4 separate regions of the Mus musculus genome follow, and regions 1, 2 and 4 are each linked to region 3. Evidence: chromatin loops called from intact Hi-C (ENCODE). Cell type or tissue: gastrocnemius. All regions are shown on one strand.

Region 1 (5,000 bases), 210 kb before region 3:
TGTTCCCTGGCCCTGGTGGATCCATATGGATCAATACTTGTCCAATCACAAACAAATCTACTAGAGAAATGTGATTAAGAATGTTATTTATACAGACAGAAATTTCACTTTTCCTCATATTTAAGGATCTTGACACAATGGGTTATTTCCAACATAAGGATAGTAGAAAATACACAAAAGTAGACCCAGGTGTTTTAAGAACAAACATTGTTCCAAAGCGTGGTGGCACAGTCTATAATTCCAGCATTCAGGCAGCTAGCTGAGGCAGGAGGATCACACAAACCCAAGGCCAGCCTGGGCCTGTCTCAAAAGCAAGCAAGCAAACAAATGAAATTCTGGGTTTCAGATAAGTCACACACAATACCTTAGTTAGGAAGGAAATGATCAGAAATTAGCAAGAAAAGACTCAGCAGCTGTGGCCTAGTTCAGTCTGAATGACCCTACGAAAGGTCTCTTGTGTGCACCTCAGTTTCCCATCAGGCAAACAGAGACATCTGCCTCACTGGTTTATTATGAGAAATCAAATAATGTAGCTGGCTAGTGAGATAGGTGGTTGGAAGCACCTGACAGTCATAAGAACTGGATGGTAGATTACTATCAATGTAACACAATATAACTCATCAAATATTGACTGAGACCTTAGTATTTGCCGAAGATTGTATCCCTGGTGCTGGAATTGAAGGGTGGGGGGGACTGAGTAAGATGGTAGGTTAATGACCTAGACAAGGTAACTGGAATGAAGGCAATTTGGGGCTCTACCACAGGGATTTTATTGGATCATAAATACACTCATAGCGGTGCCTTTGTTCTTCTCATTTCCTCCTCCCATCCAGACTTTTACTATTCATTTATGTTTCTAAAACTCATGACACATAATGGTGTCTCAAGGAACTCTGTGACTTATGTACTAGGAAACTCTATTAGGCAAGAAAAAGCTGCCAATCAAAATTTCCAAAGTATCATGAGAAATATAACAGCGGTCTATAGACTGCTTGGCGGGAGGGAGACGAACTGCAGACAGGGAATTAGGTCATGGAAAGCTTAAAGAAACCACTGGAAAAACCAGACTCCAAAGGATGATTACTGATGCCTGGTCACCCAGAAGGGGGGAGTGGATGGTGGCTGACAACCTGGTGATTTTTTTTTTTTTTTTTTTTTTTTTTTTTACTATTCTAGGGAGCCAGCTTTTCTGATTCCCCTTAGTCCCGAGCTTTGTCTCAGCAAATAGAACCCTTCCTCCTGAAGGAGGTCCCATGTACTTTGCATCATCTACCAATAGATTCCATCCTTAAGCCGAGTATACATCCTTACTCCTTAGCCCCTAGCCAGGAGCACTGGTCAGCAGTCAACAGAACCCATTCCTATCGTAAAGGTCACAGGCGCTTTCCTACTTTGCTAGGGAGTTCCTATGTCACTATGCCTAAAGCTTTGTTCTAAATGTCACCCGGAAACCTTTCTCCAACATTTTACTGTATTTAAAACGTAAGATAAAAATCAACCCTGGGGTCAAACTCTTCCACTTTCAAAGGTGGTGCTGACTCAAGTTTCAGTCTTTTTCTTGCATGGATCTTTCCCCTGCCCCTCTTGAGGCTTGCAGGGTCCCAACAGTTCCTGTCAGGGCTGATGCATACAGAAAGTTAAAAGTCAGCTGTGTCTGGTGGCCTCTGCCGGTATTTCCAGCACTCAGGAAGGACTGCAAGTTCAAAGCCTGCCTGGGTTACACTGAATTCAAGGACAGCCTGGGCACCTTAGCAAGGACCTCTCTCAAAATAACTCAGTAGGTCTGGGGATGTGATTCAGTAGCAGTATTTGTTTGCTGTGTGTGAGTCCTGGGGGTCATTCATAATTTCCCACCCCCTTAGAAGACACAAAACAAAGAAGAGGCATTTCAGCCCCGGGAAGTAGCACATGGCAGACACAGAGCAGATCTCCATACTAAGAGGCTCTCTTTAGCCTTCGTGGAGCTTCCCCAAACCCTCATTTCATCTTTCTTTTATTATTATTATTGTTATTACTTTGGTTTTTTGAGACAGGGTTTCTCTGTATAGCCCTGGCTGTCCTGGAACTCACTTTGTAGACCAGGCTGGCCTTGAACTCAGAAATCCACCTGCCTCTGCCTCCCGAGTGCTGGGATTAAAGGCATGCGCCACCATGCCGGCCTCATTTCATCTTTATCTCAGAAAATAAGAGTGTCTTTGGATTAACTGTAAGGTCCCCCTGTCTATCCCCACCGACCTCCACTTCCCCATCACCCCAACCCCCTGCCTCTGGATAGGTTTGGCTAGGGCAGAAAGAAAAGGGTAATTTTGGAAAATCAAGTATTTTTAGGGATCTGCCCAAAATCTCCCCCCAAGTCATTCATAGGATTTTGCACTTTATTTATTTACCCAAATCACCAGTACTTAGGGCATCAGGTAGCCCAGACCATGGTGATATCAAGGACAGTCCAGCAGAGGGAGACAGAGGCTAACTAAGCTGCTGACCCGGGACTTAGTCAGTATCTACGATTTTTGAATTAAAGTGAATGCAACCACTTTACTCCAACCTTTTAGTCCAGTGTCGAATCCAAGCAGTCTGGATATGTTAAACGTAGGCGGACTAATGCGTTTTCAATTTCGCAAAACGTTCTGCACATAACCCCATCCTAAACGGACATGCCAAGTTTAGTCTGTGCTTGGAAACAGGTATGCATCCTGAAAAATAGAACCCAGGGGAGCTTATGAGTCAGGTGCCCAGTGGAAGGATCGGATTTACTTAGTTGCTAAATTCAACTTCACGTTTCTTCCTCCTTCCTCACCTTCTCTGAGAGGCCACAAACACTTTGAACTACCAAATTCTCTTTCGCATGGTGACAGGATGCCCTTTACTCATCTGTAAATGGCGCTCCAGCAAAGGGACAGCCAATGTAAGTCCCAGAGCCAGCTCCTGCGACACCTATACAGCTAGCAGCTGGAGATTTAGTGGGAAGGGACGGCTGAAAGGCGGGTTCGGTCTGTTACCTCTTCGGATTGGCCTCTTGGAGCCTGGGCGTGACTTCCACTAAGGTATAAGTTTGGAGCGCCACTGTCACAGCTGCAGTGCTGAAGGTGGAGCCCTAGCTGTGAACTACACGTCACCTGCTTCGTTCCTGCGACTAGTCGGACCCAGCGAGACTGAAGAAGAAAAGGTCTGATTTCTATATATTCATGTATATAGTTTGTTACCATGAGGATGCTCCAAAGGTTGATTCGTGCTGACCCGGAGCCCTAGATTTGTGGGTACTTCCAGAGGGTCAAAGAAGGGATCCACTGGACTTCAGGAGCCCAAATTCAACAGTTTTTCTCTGTGTTGCAGACGCTCGTGTATCCGCCACGCTCGGGCATAAGCTAGAAGGATGAAGCTTCTCGGTCGACTTCGCTCCTCCACTCCTGAGCCTGCCTTCTCCAACGTGCTCACCCCGGGCCGCATCCCAGAGTTCTGCATCCCCCCGCGGCTGCAGGTCCCCGGCGCTCTCGAATCACCGCTTCCCGCTGCCGCACTGCCTTGGCGCTGCGCGGCCGAACCGGACCTGTGGCCGCGCATCCCTGACGACCGCGAAGACAGTGACGAAGACTGCGCGGGTCGCACCGACTGGGACCCGCGCTCCCAGGCTGCGCTCTCGCTGCCGCACCTGCCCCGCGCGCGCACCGTTTACGGCTTCTGCGCGCTGCTCGAGAGCCCGCACACGCGCCGGAAGGAGTCGCTCTTCCTCGGCCACCCCGGCACCCCCAGGCTGGGACTTTGCCACCGTGCGCACACCTACGCGAGTCCGCGCCGAGCATCGGACTCTGAGCTCGGCGCCCCGCGCGACCTGGACAAAACCCCACCAGCCGCTCCAGTGCCCCGTATGCGCCGCCTCCTCCGCGCCCCCGATGGTCTGTTGAGCCGCGCGCTGCGGGCTCCCCGCGGCCGGGCCAGCGCGCGCCCCGCGCCCCGCGGCGACGAGCACGAGCGCGCCGCTTCCTGCGCGCCCCCGGTCCCCAGCAGCCCGGATCCCGAGCGCCTGCAAGCTGAAGCCAGCGTGGCTCTGGGCCGCGGGGGTTGCACGCTGCGCCTGGCGGCCGAGTACTGTCCGCGCAGCGCCTGCCTCCGCCTCCGCCTGCTGCGCGCTGAGGGCCCGGCCGCCGCGCTGGAGCCCCGCGCCCTGGGCTGCCGCCTCAGCCTGGTGCTGAGGCCGTCGGGCCAGCAGCGCGCCAGTGTGGTCCGCCGCAGCCGCAAGGCCGCCCTGGACCAGGACTGCTGCTTCGATCGGCTCCCGGAGGAGCAGCTGCGCCGCCTGGCCGTGCGCATCAAGGCGGAGAGCAAGGGCCGCGGGCTGGAGCGCGGACGACCGCTGGGCCAGGGCGAGCTGCTGCTGGGCTCTCTGCTACTGCTATGAGCGCGGCTTCCCTGGTGCTCTGGACATTTAAGGTTGAGTCGCCTTGAGATGCACAGAGACTCTTGGCCCTCAGATACTCAAGGCCTCTTGACAGTGGCTTATCCCCGGGACACACACAACAGCCTTTTGGCTCTGGTGCACTTTCCCTTTTGTACAAAATAAAAGTTATTTATTTTTCTATCTATAATCTTGCAGCATTGATGTTTTTTCACTTTTCTGATCGCTTTTTGGAAGCAAAAGGAAAAGTAATGCCCCCCCCCCCGTCTATTTACAGTATCTGCTCCTTTTCCAGACCATTTTAATAGTAAAAAGGGAAAACCAACAACGTAAAGAACGTATTTACCCCAGAGTGGAAGAATAAGAACAGAAGCACACTCACATGCTTGCTTTTCCCCACTGGAAGGAAGGTTCATTCACTGGTGAAGTGCTTGCCATGCAGGCGAGATGTACTGAATCCTGTCCTGGTAAACCTATCTTTAAAAAGCTGAGGCCGGTGATACACAATTGTAAGCGCAAGGCTGGAGAGGGATAGACAAGCAGCTACATCCTTGGTGTTTGATAACTCTCCAGTCTAGCCTTATTGGTGACCAATGGGAGACCCTGT
Region 2 (5,000 bases), 280 kb before region 3:
AATAAAAATACATTGATGCATAGAATCCGGCCAGTAGGACTCCACAAGTCCCAAGAAACGATTAAGCAGAAAGCAAGAAGCTCTGGGGCAAGAAACCCCCAGAGAATATTGTGCCAGTGCCCGAATCCACAGTGATGGTTCAGGGATGACTAATCTTAGACCAACAGCAATGTGAAGAAGTAATGTAGAAGGGCATCCGAGGCTGTGTGACTTGAGTTTGAGCTATTCAAACTTAAAGTGATGAGCCATAGCTAACTTATAAACAACCCATAGGCAGAAGGTGTCTCGCAGACCATGGAGACTGTTCAGTCAAAACTCATCTAGGATATCTGTGCCAAAACAAGCCCAAAACAAACAAACAAACAAACAACCCCAACAACAACAAAACAAAAACCGAAAACCTCCAAAACCAAACCAAAACAGAACCCACCCACCCCCCCAAAAAAAAACAACCCCAAAACCAAAAACCTTCTAATAAGGTCACGAACGAGCAGATCAAAACCTTGCATACAAAGATAGAGGCAATTCTCCACCATGTTGAAGTAACAAAACAAAAGTTATCAGTGCTGACTGTCTGCATATGTAGGGATGGAGGCATCCCAGGCTCCTGCTAACCTTGTTCTTGCTCTGAAGCCTGTACCTCTATCAGGGGAGGACGGTCACTCCTCAAATAGACAAGAGTAACTGCTGGCACTTCCACAGGTGAGGGAAGCTGTCCTGACTTTGTCAGTCTGGCATGGTGCAGTGGAAAGAGTAAGATTCAGCCCAAATGGCTTATGTCCTAAGAACTAAGGTGAGGCGCGCGTGTGCGTGCGTGCGTGTGTGTGTGTGTGTGTGTGTGTGTGTGTGTGTGTGTGTGCTTGTGTGCGTGTGCGCGCGAGTATGTGTGTGTGTGCGCACGTGCGCGGGTGTGTGTGTGCAGGGAGGTGGTGGAGAACAGATCCTACCAGAGATCTCTTCAATAGCCTTGGTTTCCTGCTGATTCATCAGAACTTCTGTGACTCACCAGAACGCCAGACTATCAATACCTCTCAGCCTTTACTGTCACACAGCAGACGCCTAGATAGTTCAAAAGAACTCAAAATTGGCTCAAAATACCTTCCACATTGTCAAGGCCTGACCTAGAAATGATGCAATAGCCTAGAAGGTTCAACAAAAGTTCGGTGGCTCAGAAAAACTCTGAAAGACAAAACCAAATGGTTTTGCTACTCAAGTGGTTAAAAAGACCTGCCCCCTCCCTCCAAGCCCCCCCCCCCCAGACCAAGGAAAGGGAGACAAAGCCCCAGTCCCAGTGATCAGGGAGAAACTTACCTAGAGTCAGTTTCTTAGGAGTGCAAAAACAAAGTTCAACTACTCATTTTTCTGTTTCATCAAATTGAGGTAAAAACCAGATGACTCTGGTTGGAGTGGGAGGAAGAAGTTCCTGAAGTAAAATGACTTCAGAAATTATCTGGGTCACTCAGTCGCTCTCCTCCATTCTGGGCCAACTTCTGGCTAGTGGCTGACACCCCAAATGGGTGTTTTCTTCTGGTCCCAACTTGGCCAAAAATTATTACCAGTAGTCAGACTGCATGCAGGCTCTGGCAGCTGTACCAAGCTGTGCTGGGTGTCTGTCCTCAAAAGATGAATTCAAGAGACAGGTAATAGTGAAAATTAAGATTGGTTCCAAGTGGCCATATTGATAAAAGTTGCAAAGGAAAAGGTCCAGTGTTCTACCTCCAGGCCTTCTCCAGGTCCCTGTCAAATGTGATAAGGGCCTTTCTAGAAACAAAAGGAGGGCGACTGCCATAATTAATATCTACACTGTGACAAAGATCTGAGTCAGAACGTATGTTACCATAGAAAGGATACAAAAAGACTAAAATGTAAAGGGAAATTCAGGAAGGCTATGCAAGGATGCACGCCCTGCTGTGCTCAGCCTTTGGATGTGAATCCTGTGAACCTCTGCCGCCTTGCCACCACGGATAATGCTGTTTCCTGGCAGAAAGGCTGCATGTCCCATCTCTCTACACGAGAACTCCACAACAAAAATAGGAAGCAAGAGGCGGGCAGAGTTGAGGAGTCCAGGTCAAGGTGTGGCCCTGTTCATCACTGACAAGATCATTAGCTCTACTGTAGTTTCTCTCTTACAAGGGAGTATGAAAAGTTGTCAAAACTGTGCAGAATCTGCTTCCTGGAGACAACTTCCCACTGCTTCTTGTTGGCGCCAGCACTTCGGCCTTTTTCTTCTTTCAGTGAGACAGGAGAGTAGAAACTGAAAAAGCTAAAGCAAGATTAACATCGGAAAGTAGCCAGTTGCAGAGGAGGACCGACAGGCAGCATGGGATAAAGCCTGCAGCAAACACAGCATGGGGAATATAAACAGCAGAGGCGGGGCAGAGGCGGGGCTGAGGTGGGGCTGTAAGGCAGCAAGCCAGTGAGGGAGGGGAGGGATGTCTGAGTGATGCACGGCCCATGCTATGAGGACTAGTCCCTCAGCTCACTGGCTCACTTGTACTCTTGGGCATGCTCTTTCCTTTCTTAAACTATTTGTAGTCCATCTCCAAATTGAAAGGCAAATACCAGCTGCTAGAATTTTCAACTAAGTTGCACTGTTTTTCTCTTAAGCTCAAATATATATATATATATATATATATATATATATATATATATATATATATAAAATGTCTTTTGAGTTGCATTTTGAGCCCATTTCTAAATTCCTTTAATAATGAGACTAAATCTCTAAAGGGAATCTGTTTTTCCCCAGTAACGACAACTCAAGATTCTGGGGAAATTCCAAACTTCTTGGAGACCACTTTTTCAATAGTTTGATAGCTAAAGGAAGGGGCACAAATGTCTTTTTAGAATAACTTTGTTCCGTCAAGGACCATCACATGACTCACAAAAGAGAATACTGGAGGGGAGAGAAAGCTTCTAAAAAGGGGGTGGGCTGGCTTTTTGATACACACCTTTAATCCCAGCACTTGGGAGGCAGGAGGATCTCTGTGTTATAGGCCAGCCTGGTCTACATAGAGAACTCCAGGACAGCCAGGGCCACATTAAGAAACCCTGTCTCAAACTAAAGTAAAAAAGAGATGAGGGAAGCGTCATAGGACAGTTAAAAAGTGCACTCAAGCACAAAGATGAAGCACTGAGAAGAAGAAAGGTGAGCTGAACCCAGTGACATTGTGACATTGTGTGTCATTGTGACAAAACACTGGCCAAAAGCAACTCGGGGAGGAAAGGGTTACAAGTACAATCATCTGGAATTGTGGGGTGGGCAGCAGAGTTTGTAACTGATTTCGTCCTGTAAGGCAGGTAAAGATTTGTCTATCCAATCCAGAGAAAGGGAGAGTAGGGAGAGGTCCCTCAGTAGGGAGTCTGACCAATGGGCTCTGAGTTGGGTGCTTTATAAATAGGGCTCCTAGGTCCTTCCATTTCCCCATCCATCCCACCCAGGTATCCACCCCTGGGCAAGCATTTCTTTCCCACTGTTATTTTGCCACAATGTTCTTTGGGAACAAAGAGCAGCCATCTTAAGAACCCAGCCCCTGCTAGGTGTGGCAGATGCCTTTAATCCTAGACAGAGGCAGACAGATCTCTGGGTTCGATGTCAGCCTGACCAATGGAGTGAGTTCCAGGGCAGGCAGGGCGGAACAGAGTAACTCTGTACTGAAAGCAAACAAAACAACAACAAAAAAGGAAGCAACCTCTGCTTCTCCTATGTGCCTGTATTCCACACCTCACCCTCATCATAGTCCATCACTGAGCTAGGCCAAGGCAGTAACCTGAATGCAGGAGCCTGGAGGCAAGAACTAAAGCAAGGCAGGGCAGGGAGGAACACCTGTTCCCCAGCTTACTCGGCTGCTGAGAGATGGCCATGGCCACCGTGGGCTGGGCCCTCCCACATTAGTCAATAAGTTAAGAAAATGTGCCCCCAGACATGTCCTCAGGCCAATCCAAAAGAGGCAATTCCTCAACTGAGGGCCTCTCTTCCCATGGTTAATTTGACAAAAACCAACCAGCACAGCAAGGTAACGTGAATCTTCTAAAAACTCATGACCTCAGTTCCTAAATTCAAAGGTACCAGGACAGACAAACTGTCACCTGACCTTCTCCAAATCTCTTCTTTACTAGTAAGAAGTGAAGATGAGAAGAATCGATAAAAATCAGGGCAGAAATTAATGAAAACTAAAAAAAAATACAAAAACTGATTTTAAAGTGTTGTTTCTTTGGAATAATGGTAATCAAGATTGACAGGTTCCCTAGCCAATCTAACCAAAGAAGAGAAGACCCAAGTCAATAAAATCAAGAGGTTGAAAGGGGGTTTTTAATGACAGATTCCAGTGAAATCCAGGGCATTATTGGGGAACATTTTTGGAAACATACTTTCCTTGAGGGGGGAAAAACCCTGAAAAATCTAGAAGAAATGGATAATTTGCAAGGTACACATGGCCAACCAAAATTAGAGGAAGAATGTGAGAACAATGTAAGGAGTCCCCAAGAAGCAGTATGCCGAGGTAGAGCAAAGTCTCCCGACAGGGGGAAACTCAGTCCAAAGAGAGCCGCTGCTGGCTGCTGCCAGATGTCTGATGAGCCACTGACATCCATGGTCTTCAAACTAGTCCGAAAACAAAGAGAAGGACACCAGCAAACTGCTTCTGTCCTAGGGACACTACAAACAGGATATGGACACAGCAATGCAAGACAACTACAAACCAAGTTCCTGGTGAATACTGACAAAAACTCTCAACCGAATGGAAACCAAATTCAAGAATACACTAGGAAATTCCTACACCAGTCCAAGTGGGTCTCATTCCAAGTGCAAGGATGGTTCAGTATTCACAGATCAATCAGTGTGATGGGTAAGGATGGAGGTCATCTCATTGTCTCAATAGGTACAGAAAAGGCCGTTGGTAAAGTTCAACAGCCCTTCATGATAAAAGCCAAGAAGAAGCTGAGAATAGACAGTCCATATGCCAGCATTGCAGATACCATAATATGACAAACTTACAGCC
Region 3 (5,000 bases):
TATCTTGAGTAGTCTGTACTTCTTTTTTTGGCTAATATCCACTTAAGTGTCTAATTTCAGTTCCTTTTTAATAAAAATGAGTTTTGTTTTAGATCAACTTTCCTTTATTTCATTATGATATGAAGGCTCAAAGGTAATTTTAGGCTCGTCTTACGATGAGCTGATTTTTTTTAAATGCAGCCTAGATGTTCATATCAAGAAGGGATAGCAAGACATTCTTAGTAATTCTAACTTTTCCCTCTTGAACATTTTTCATGTGCATATAATGTTTGATTAAATCCATGTCCCCATTTCCTTCCACCCCCTTTCCCTCCCCTATGTGTTCTCGTCCTCCCTCCCTCCCTCCCTCCCTCCCTCCCTCCCTCCCTCCCTCCCTCCCCTCTTCTTTCTCCTCTTCCCCCTCTCCTTCTCCCTCTTCATCTTTTTCAGCCCATTGAGTCCACTTAGTGCTGCCTTTGCACGTGGCTGTGGGATTGTCCCCTGAAGCTGGGTAGCCTCTCAATGACCACATCCCTCATGAAAATTGACTCCTTTCCCTCCCCAGTAGCCATCAGTTGCTAAAGCTTTGAGTGATGTGTGGGACTTCAAGGTCCCTTACCTATCCCTGCTGGGTTTTGGCTGGGGCGATGTATGGGTCTTGTGCATGGAGGTAATTTCTATTTCTTTAGCTTGTCTTCTGTTACACAGTTTAAAGTGTTTTCCTCCAGGCTCCTTTCCCTTTTCAGGGAGACTTTACCACGTTAGGAAATGTAAAACGCAGGCTAGGGGATTGCAAGAGGGTTTCTAAGCCAGCTCCTCCCCGCCAGCAGGTACTGTGTGGATTGGGTAATAGGCAAGGAGGGTGCAGTGTCACAGCCACTCAGGTGGAACTGCAGGGCTGCCTTTGTTGTTCCATCTTCTGCTGGGAGATTGTTCTTGTGGTGCATGCGAACAATAGGTCCAAACAAATACAAATTTTTCCCATAATTACTAATGATTCCCTATATAATTTAATAACAGTACAATATTAACGCTAATGAGCATTGAATTTTATATTCATTACTATGCATACTCTTCATGCAAGGTCATTGTGATCTTTCACTTTGCAGCAGGGAAGGCCAACAGTAAAGACCAGGTGACTTGTCTGAGGCCACGTGACTACTAAATGGCAATTGTTGATTTAAGACACACATGTTGTGATATCAGGTGTGGAGGTGCTTGCTGGTGGCCATTGCACACGTTGTCCCTTAATGTTTTCCCTGTCATCTTCTCTTCCCATTGCTTCCTAAATGTTCTTCAGTGTTCAGGAAGGACTTATCTATTCTTTTTTTTCTCTTTAGTTCTTGAAGCAGATGTATGTGCTTGTATTGGGCTTAGACGTGCTTGGAAACCCATTTGGACTGATTAGGGGCCTGTCCGAAGGAGTTGAAGCACTGTTCTATGAGCCCTTCCAGGTACTGGTTGAAACAAATGTCCTGCTTTCTAGTGATATGTAATTGTATTTAACTGTATATGGCAATGGAATAATGTTCAAATAATAATGACAAAAATCAGCTTCAGGTTTTTATTTAAAATACTTAAATGACATTGAAAGATTGTTTTACATTCAAATGAGCACATCTACTGTTGATCTTGGGCAGTAAACTGTGCCCGAGTTTTCCTGGTATTCCATGTAGTTATAAGTGTCTGAGTGCTGGGTAGATTACAGACAGTTTTGCTGCTGTGGAAAGGACTGGGAGGGGTCCAAGGACCTGACTGTCCTCCTTGGCGCTCTCATCTCACATGCCCACCTTTGCTTCAAGAGTCCAGAGGCCCAAAGTCATAAGGGTTTTGTTTGGAAGGACCACGTGGAGAGAGTAAGAGGGAGAAGAGAGCCAGACAGAGTAGAGTCGGTCCTGTAGCACAGCTGGCTTTGGTATGCCAGTACAGTGCACTGGGAAGCCAGCGGCATGCTGCAATCATAGCCAGTGATTGACACCTGTACTATGTTAGTCTTGTAGAATCTGCTAATATTGTGCTAATATTGAAACTACTTCTAAGCACAGTTGGTATAAATCTATGAGTATTTAAGAGATAGCATGAAAATGGTTTGGTCCTAGTCTTTATGGTTTTTTATACTTTTGTTGTCTTCATGAGATAGTCAAAATGCTGGATTAAAAGTCTTACACTTATTAAAGTTTAATACTAACTTTTTCTCTTTTTGGGGGGATCAGGGTGCTGTCCAAGGTCCTGAAGAATTTGCTGAAGGATTAGTGATTGGGGTGAGAAGTCTCGTTGGACACACAGTAGGTGCGTATGATCAACATTTGTCCGTGTGTGTAATTACGGCTCTAAAGTGTGTTGTTTATGGAAAGCAAGTGGTTATATGTAGTAAGAGGGAGTTCACCTTCCTAATAAACCTTTAAAGTCCATTTCCATCATTTCAACTGGGTGTGACTGCAACAGTGACTCCTGGGCTCTCAGTGTTCACAGGTTGGATGAGTGTGCTTTAAAAATTGTGTTACTTCTCTTGGTAGCATAATTCATCGTAATTTTTCATTTGCATATGAGAAGGAACTGTGTAGGTACTTGTTGAAAGCAGGTGCATGCTGTACCTGCGCGCAGTGACGACTGACTTCTTGGTCTGCTCTGTAGGTGGTGCAGCGGGAGTCGTATCTCGAATCACTGGGTCAGTTGGGAAAGGCCTGGCCGCAATTACAATGGACAAAGAGTATCAGCAGAAGAGAAGAGAGGAGATGGGGCGACAGCCTAAAGATTTTGGAGACAGTCTTGCCAGAGGAGGGAAGGGCTTCCTGCGTGTGAGTCTCCTGTTGAGCTTCAGGAATCTGTCATAGATGCACTGAAGCTATTAGACTAATGACATATGCTTTGTGGCTCTTTCTACTGTGAATTTCCTATGATTTAATGTTTGTAAAGATCAATGTGTGCACTTACATGTGCATGTTGTTCACTAAACAGAAAAACAGAAAAAAAAAATTAGTGTGTCTATGGCGACCTCTAGTGGTTGGTTTAGTGTTACGCACCTTTGGGTTGCTGGAGACTTGATGACTGATTTCTCTTGCAGGGAGTTGTTGGTGGGGTGACTGGAATAATAACAAAGCCCGTGGAAGGTAGGTAGAAAACACTTCTCTCCTGCACAGAGGGGAAGGGTACGTGCATGCCAGATGCTATTGATACTCCGTGCTTGACTGAGAGGAGTACGGACTAAACTTTATATTACAGTTGTGATTATCAGTGTGTTATCTCAGAGAGGTTAAATAGTGACTGACTCAGATTTTGAATGATGTTCTCATCAAGGCCAGAAGGAAATTAAATTCTCTGAGGCCCTCAGTAGCAACTGACATGTGCTAGGTACATATACATATGCATATATATTTTTATATATATTTTAAAAATATAAAGGTATACACACACACACACACACACACACACACACACAAATACCTTTTAAAAATTAAAAGGCAGTGTTGGAGGAGTAGTGTAGGCACATGTTGCATGCCCCAACTTTAAAGCATCATAAAGCTACACTGATTATGCTTACGTGGCATGATACTGGCCTGAAGTTGGACATGTAGGTCAATGAACCCTTGCAAGTACTGGATCTCTGAGGTGGGCACCAAGCTGACTCCAGCAGTGGCTTCAGCAGATGGAGGAAGTGCCAGAGGCTGAGAGTAGAAGTCAGAACTTAGAAGCAGACACAGCAGCTAGTGCCGTGGTCAGACAGGAGCCCTTTTGGACAGGACACCAAGGCATGGGTGACAAAAGACAAGGCAGATAAGTTGGACTCAAGATTTAAGTTTTTATGTGGTGGACGATTCCATGAGGAAATGAAAAGGATAGTTTGCCAAAATTAAAACAAAGCTTATGCCTTGGAAAATATTACTGTAAAAAGAAAAAAAATAAACAAAATGAGATAAAAGTTTTGTACTATATTTGGTAAGAGATTTATTGCTTGACTATAGGAAGAACTTGTACAAGCTAATAATAAGAAGATAACCCAGATTAAAACAGGCAAAGGATCTGAATAGACCATTCCTCAACAAAGATATGCAAGTGTACACTTTAGTCATCAGGGTAGTGTGGATGGAAATCGAAACATCAGTTAGGATGACTCATGTAAGTCAGGGTGTGGGGCAATTGGAATCTCCATGGCTGCTGGTAGGAGCATGTGGTAGCACAGCCACCTATAGGAGAACATTCTGCCTGTCCCTCTACAGTTGGACATAGAAATGCTGTGTGTCAGCAAGGTACCCTAAAGTGCTGAAAGCAGACATTCAGTCTTACATGCTAATGCTCATAGCTTGATTTTTCATCATAACTAAAACATAAAAAGATCCGTCTATCCCCAATGCATGAATAAATAAAATATGGCATATCTGCTCAATGGAATATTATTCAGCCATAAACAGAAACCAAGCAGTGGTACATGCACAGTGCAGATGAATTCAGACTGCATGGTTCTGAGTAAACAAAGCCCAGTCTCGGGAGACCATTCGGTGGAAGCTGCGCAAGTGTGGCGTCCAGAGGAAAGCAGACTGGGTGACGGCTAAGTCTGAAGAGGCGGGAACGGGGGAGAGGAGGAGGTGTCCCGATGGGTTCAGATGAGGACTGGGGAACTAGAGTGACAGACAGTAGGCACAGAGTGGATTCCTGAGATGACAAGGATTTTCTAAAATTGATTGTGATGATGTTGTACAGTTCTTAATAGACCGAAAGCATTTAATTTGTCTAGTGGGACATTTTATAGTGTGTGAACAGAATTTTTAATAAATTGAGTTGTTTTTAATGTACTGCCTGGATATCCTAATGGTTGTAATGGAATGAGTGAGTGAGTGTTCTCTGCTAAGTTCTCTGATCTCCCTGGCACGTACGTTAGGCTGTATCAGTCCTCTCAACTCTGTGTGGGCTTCAGTATCCTGGAGATCTGTGTCCACCCTTGGCATAAGCATACGCTGAAGTGGTCTGGCCCAGGGATCTGTGCTTTGAGAGCAACCATGTCATCACATTAAGATGAAATGTAG
Region 4 (5,000 bases), 140 kb before region 3:
TGTGCACATTTTTTCTTTTCATAATCCCTACACAACACACATAAAATCTACTTAACAAGGCATTCATACCGTGTTAGCTGTACTAGTCAGCCTACAAATTATTTAGAAGATGTGCATAGGCTCTATGCAAATAATGAAACAATGTATCATTTTATATAAGGGACTTGGAGCATATTAAGATTTCAGCATCTGTATGGATCTAGAAACTAATTTATCAGGACTCATTTTCCAATGCAAAGACTCGCTGTACTGGAAAAAAAATCCGTTGTGATCTCTCTCTCTCTCTCTCTCTCTCTCTCTCCCTCCCTCCCTCCCTCTCCCTTTCTCTCTCTCTCCCTCCCCTTTAATACAGGATCTTGCTATGTAGCCCAGGCTTGACCTCTTTCTCTCTCAGTTTTGATACATCTTGCTGTGTAGCCCAGGATTCACTTGAACTTGTGGGGATCTTCCAGGTTGAGATTACAAAGGTGCATCACTAAGCCCTCCCTTACTATTATAGGATGTTTTTACACCTTCTTTCTCATTTATATTTAGTTATTTTTGTTTTGGGGGAATTCTACTACAATCTAATATTGAACAATTTCAACAACATCTGTTTTTGAGCTGGATGTGGTGACAAATGCCCATACTTCCAGCAGCTGGGAGGTGGAGCTAGGAGAATCAGGCGTTCAAGGTCATCTTTGGCCACATAGCTATTTTGAGATGTCCAGACTGGGGGTATAAGAGAAACCATTAAAAAAAAAAAGATTATGAAAAAGAAAGAAAGAAAAAGAAAACAGAGCTTTGATTACTTGAGATGGTCTACCAAGGTGAGCTCCACGAACAAACCCTGACCAATCCACTAGAGGGCAGCAAGCACAACCAAATTTAGCTTTGCTTCCAGACAAGACTGCCGGTCTATATATTACAGACATGACTTGTTAAATGTGATTCAAATGAGCTCAAGGATGTGCAGTAAATCTATGCAACTGTTTCTCTTTTGTAATCAGTGGTGCAGGAGTTCACTAGGTTAGCAGACAAAAGAATTAGTTCTGGTTTTAGCTCTTACAAATCATGTATGTGATTTGAAGCCATCTAATATTTACCATTTTGACCCACTCTTAAGACATTATATAGTCACACAAAAACGATTGCTTTTTCATTGTACTTCGGTCTCTTAGGAATCCTTCCCACTACAGTCTTAGACTTCAACTGTAACCTTTACTGATGGGGATGCTGGTTAGAAAGACCCACCAAGATTTCTTGGAGAATCTAGGACTTTAAAATATATCAATTTACCTTCTTGGAGAAATTTGCCTAATAAAATGGCATGTGTATAATCTAGTGTGGATAGAGACTGCACTTTCTAGAATAAAGACTGGCCACACCTCAACTACCAGTGCAAAGAAAACAGAAAACCCACAGCAACATGTCACACAGCTAGGTTGTTTGCACTTTCTATTCTCACTTTAGGAGACCTCTAAAATCATGAAAAGGCTTATACACAGAAAAACAATAGGCTTGAAGGGCAAGGATATAGTAAATACGAAAAAGGGCAGGAGTCGGACAAGAACTACTGTTCCACCATCGCTCATGTGGCTAACAACAGCAAGCTGCTAGAAGCAGGGGATTTAGACTGTGGTGATATTTTCCACTGGTCGCTGTTGTAAATCCTCACCTCAGTATTCAGTCTGAGATGTACCAGAAACGGAAACTCTTTTCTTAATGGCATCCTTTGGGGGCACCCATTGTTAACACTGCCAAACAGAGTGGTCACGGAAACCATTTCTGAGTCCAGCCTGATAATGTGGCCACCGTTTATGCTGTCTTGTACATTTTAATGTGGTTTGCCCTTGCTTAGGCCATGTCTTCTACTCACCTGCCCAAGAAAGGGAGGAGTAACCCAGCTTGATAGTGAGTATGAGGGATGAAGGAAAACCATCCTTAGGACACAGGAAAGCTTATTAGAAGCCAGAGGTAGAACACCATCCTGTGTGCTCTCCAGTGTGCTGCAATGGCGGATTAGCTCAGCGGGAGTCAGTGGAAATGGGGTTCTGGATCCTATGGGTCTGAGGTGGCTTAGCATTTTCCTCAGTCTCAGACTGATGGCATTAGCATTTGTCCATATGTCACCGTTTCCACCAGTCTGCTTTCCCTGATGAAAATGGGGAATATGATTTCAAACTCAGAACCATTTTTTTCAGACACTTTTGGAGGATGAATATTTATTTGTTTGTTTGTTTATTTCAGGCAGGGGCTCATTTAGCTTATGCTAGCTTTTACTCCCTGCATAGCAGAGGATGACCTTGAACTCCTGACACATCTGCTTTCTCCTTCCAGTATTGTGATTACAGGTGTGTGTTGATAGGAACTAAGGGTCATACAGTCCTGGGGATGGAACCTAGGACTTTGTATGTGTGAGGCAAGCACTCTACTAACTGAGCTATGCCCCAATTCCCAGACAAGCATTTTAATACTGACGTCCAACATTCAACCCCCGACTTTTCTTTATTTTGTGCCTCAGTATTCTCATCTGCAAGATGGGAATAGTCGTGCCTATTATTAGGGTTGGGGTGAGGTCACCCCGGAGTAAAGCTTGCAGGGATTTTTCCTCTCCTTCCCTCATGAAGGTCCCACAATCTTCACTAGATTCCAATTATGGCCATGAGGCCTGGTGGCAAGCACCTTTACCCATTCATCAATGTTACTAGACACTGGCCTTTCTTATGTAACATCTTAATGCATCGTAAGTAACTGACACTATCAGTCTCAAAGGACGCCATGGAATAAATGAACTTTAAAAACGAGGCTGGTCTGACATCGACAGTAACTATTTTCCAGTTGGAATGTGTGAACAGATTAAATACAATTGCTGCCTACAGTGGGGAACACTGCTCAACACTACCCCATTGCACAACAGAAATTTCAAGGTGTCTGCCCACACAAAAAGAAGCGACGTATATTACTATAATAATTTAGGATTAGCTCTGCCAGAATTGGACTGAAACAAAGCCCTGGCTAGAAAAATGAACACATGTTTATTTTGTACAAATGGCTGTCAGTCATTGTCCAAGAGCCAAGAGGCTGAGAGTGTGCCAGGACCAAAACCTAAGAGTGTCTCAGGGCCAAGAAGCTGCAAGTGTTCCAGGACCAAGAGGAGGCTACAAGTGTCTCTGGGCCAAGAGTCTCTGTGCATCTCATGGCCAAGCGACCTTAGGTGTCCAGGGCTCCAGGGAAGCCGCGCTCATAGCAGTAGCAGAGAGCCCAGCAGCAGCTCGCCCTGGCCCAGCCGCCGTCCCTTGCTCTCCGCCTTGATGCGCACGGCCAGGCGGCGCAGCTGCTCCTCCGGGAGCCGGTCAAAGCAGCAGTCCTGGTCCAGGGCGGCCTTGCGGCTGCGGCGGACCACACTGGCACGCTGCTGGCCCGACGGCCTCAGCACCAGGCTGAGGCGGCAGCCCAGGGCGCGGGGTTCCAGCGCGGCGGCCGGGCCCTCAGCGCGCAGCAGGCGGAGGCGGAGGCAGGCGCTGCGCGGACAGTATTCGGCCGCCAGGCGCAGCGTGCAACCCCCGCGGCCCAGAGCCACGCTGGCTTCAGCTTGCAGGCGCTCGGGATCCGGGCTGCTGGGGACCGGGGGCGCGCAGGAGGCGGCGCGCTCGTGCTCGTCGCCGCGGCACGGGGGGCGCGCGCTGGCCAGACGTCGAGGGGCTCGAAGTGCGCGGCTCAGCAGCTTGCCCGGGGAGCGTAGGAGGCGGCGTCTGCTGGGAGCAGGAGTGGGCGTCGGGACCCGGGCAGCGTCTGGGTCGCCCGGGGCAGGGCGCGGAGCGTCCGGGACTCGGCGGGGGCTCGCGTAGGTGTGCGTGCGGTGGCGAAGCCCAGGCCGGCGGACCGGGACACCTGGGTGGCCGAGGAAGAGCGACTCCTTTCGGCGCGTGTGCGGGCTCTCGAGCAGCGCGCAGAAGCCGTAAGCGGTGCGCGCGCGGGGTAGGTGCGGCAGCGAGAGCGCAGCCTGGGAGCGCGGGTCCCAGTCTGTGCGGCCCGCGCCGTCGTCGGCCTCCGTGTCTGCAGCCCAGGCTTCGCGCAGCGCAGCCCAGGCCGTGCTAGGTTCCAGCCTCGGCGGGATGAAGAACTCTGGGATGCGGTCTGGAGTGAGCACGTTTGCGCACGCAGCGGATGAGCGAGCTTTGGAGCGGTGGACGCGCCCCGGGAGAAACCCATCTCGGTCCCGCAAGAGCCGCTCCAGACACCACATCTGGCCGCTAGTGTCTGAACCCTGTGATCCTGTTCCAGGCTGCCTGCAACACATAAACACATACCAGTCAGAGACAGTCTGGAGGAAAGCAGGAATTTCTGTCTCTTTTCTTTGACATCGTCCTGTCCTGAGCCTTACAAGACAAAATGCATCCCTCACCACAATTACAAACTGTTTTTACAGATTGAAAAACAATCGTATATCGCCCACCCTGTCTCTAGTCAGATGCCAGGTAGATTTGCAGTTTGCTTCAGTCTTTTCCGTCCTACCTCTTTACCTTTGTCTTCTAACTTGCGCCTCTGTCCCTAGTTCCAAGAGGCGCTTTGCTTTGATCATTTGTGCACTCATTTCCTGAAACCTTAAGTGTCTAGTACACTCTAGTTCTGCGCGAGAACACACACACACACCCCAGAAATGGTTTCTCCTTCTAGAGAGCTTCGGGCCACCTGGGTCTAACACCCAGGAGGGAACTGGATTCCCATTCATATACCTGGTATTCAGAGTCAGATGGTTTTCCAACCCGGAGAAACGCGGAGAAATTCAAAAGAGCGCGGCAGAGTTGATTCCTGATGTTCCAGGATAGCTGGTCCGGGCTTTTATACGAGCTGTCACGCTGCTGCTTGGTAACCTGACGCCTGGCCCTCCCAGGTCCCTCTGCCACGTGGATGGATTTGCTGAGCTGATCCTGCAGCTAGTTCTGCTGTGGTTGGAGCTGTTCTCTAAAACCCTGAACGAGTTTGTTTCCTCACATGGAAAACAAGATTTAGTGTGG

What was found. Peaks named below come from ENCODE experiments on the same cell type or tissue, not always from the same donor. Only the 100,000 strongest peaks of a DNase experiment are listed, where the experiment ranks them.
Region 1: a loop joins it to region 3, with 10 times the contacts of the local background. A loop is called at or near these places in 9 of 42 quality-filtered maps.
Region 2: it touches region 3 in a loop (2.7-fold over the local background); 8 of 42 quality-filtered maps call a loop at or near these places.
Region 4: it touches region 3 in a loop (3-fold over the local background); 27 of 42 quality-filtered maps call a loop at or near these places.

Annotation. Positions count from the first base shown.
Region 1 is chr9:67,756,351-67,761,350 of GRCm38, forward strand. It overlaps C2cd4b (C2 calcium-dependent domain containing 4B), which reads left to right and starts at 3,087. Exons shown (of 2, transcript NM_001081314.2): 1 at 3,087-3,166; 2 at 3,334-4,583. The coding sequence starts at 3,374. The coding sequence ends at 4,396. It overlaps M5C1000I18Rik (RIKEN cDNA M5C1000I18 gene), which reads right to left and starts at 3,880. Exons shown (of 2, transcript NR_153961.1): 1 at 2,798-3,880; 2 at 2,363-2,693. In gastrocnemius, CTCF peaks have their summits at 2,445 (motif pointing right) and 3,720; DNase peaks (open chromatin) are centred at 2,455, 3,037, 3,947 and 4,215; H3K4me3 peaks cover 2,159 bases; H3K27ac peaks cover 293 bases.
Region 2 is chr9:67,691,586-67,696,585 of GRCm38, forward strand. It overlaps Gm30936 (a long non-coding RNA gene), which reads right to left and starts at 2,608. Exons shown (of 3, transcript XR_379576.3): 1 at 1,312-2,608; 2 at 1,099-1,179. In gastrocnemius, no CTCF peak of the experiment used is centred here; a DNase peak (open chromatin) is centred at 2,391.
Region 3 is chr9:67,970,669-67,975,668 of GRCm38, forward strand. It overlaps Vps13c (vacuolar protein sorting 13C), which reads left to right. Exons shown (of 85, transcript NM_177184.4): 76 at 1,320-1,433; 77 at 2,193-2,268; 78 at 2,614-2,777; 79 at 3,044-3,089. Among named protein-coding and RNA genes, the nearest start is that of Gm20745, 53 kb to the right of the region's middle. In gastrocnemius, a CTCF peak has its summit at 2,989 (motif pointing left); no DNase peak of the experiment used is centred here.
Region 4 is chr9:67,827,532-67,832,531 of GRCm38, forward strand. C2cd4a (C2 calcium-dependent domain containing 4A) reads right to left here and starts at 4,799. Exons shown (of 2, transcript NM_001163143.1): 1 at 4,719-4,799; 2 at 3,001-4,271. The coding sequence starts at 4,228. The coding sequence ends at 3,224. In gastrocnemius, a CTCF peak has its summit at 843 (motif pointing right); DNase peaks (open chromatin) are centred at 844, 3,122, 3,265, 3,618 and 1 more place; H3K4me3 peaks cover 2,027 bases; H3K27ac peaks cover 972 bases.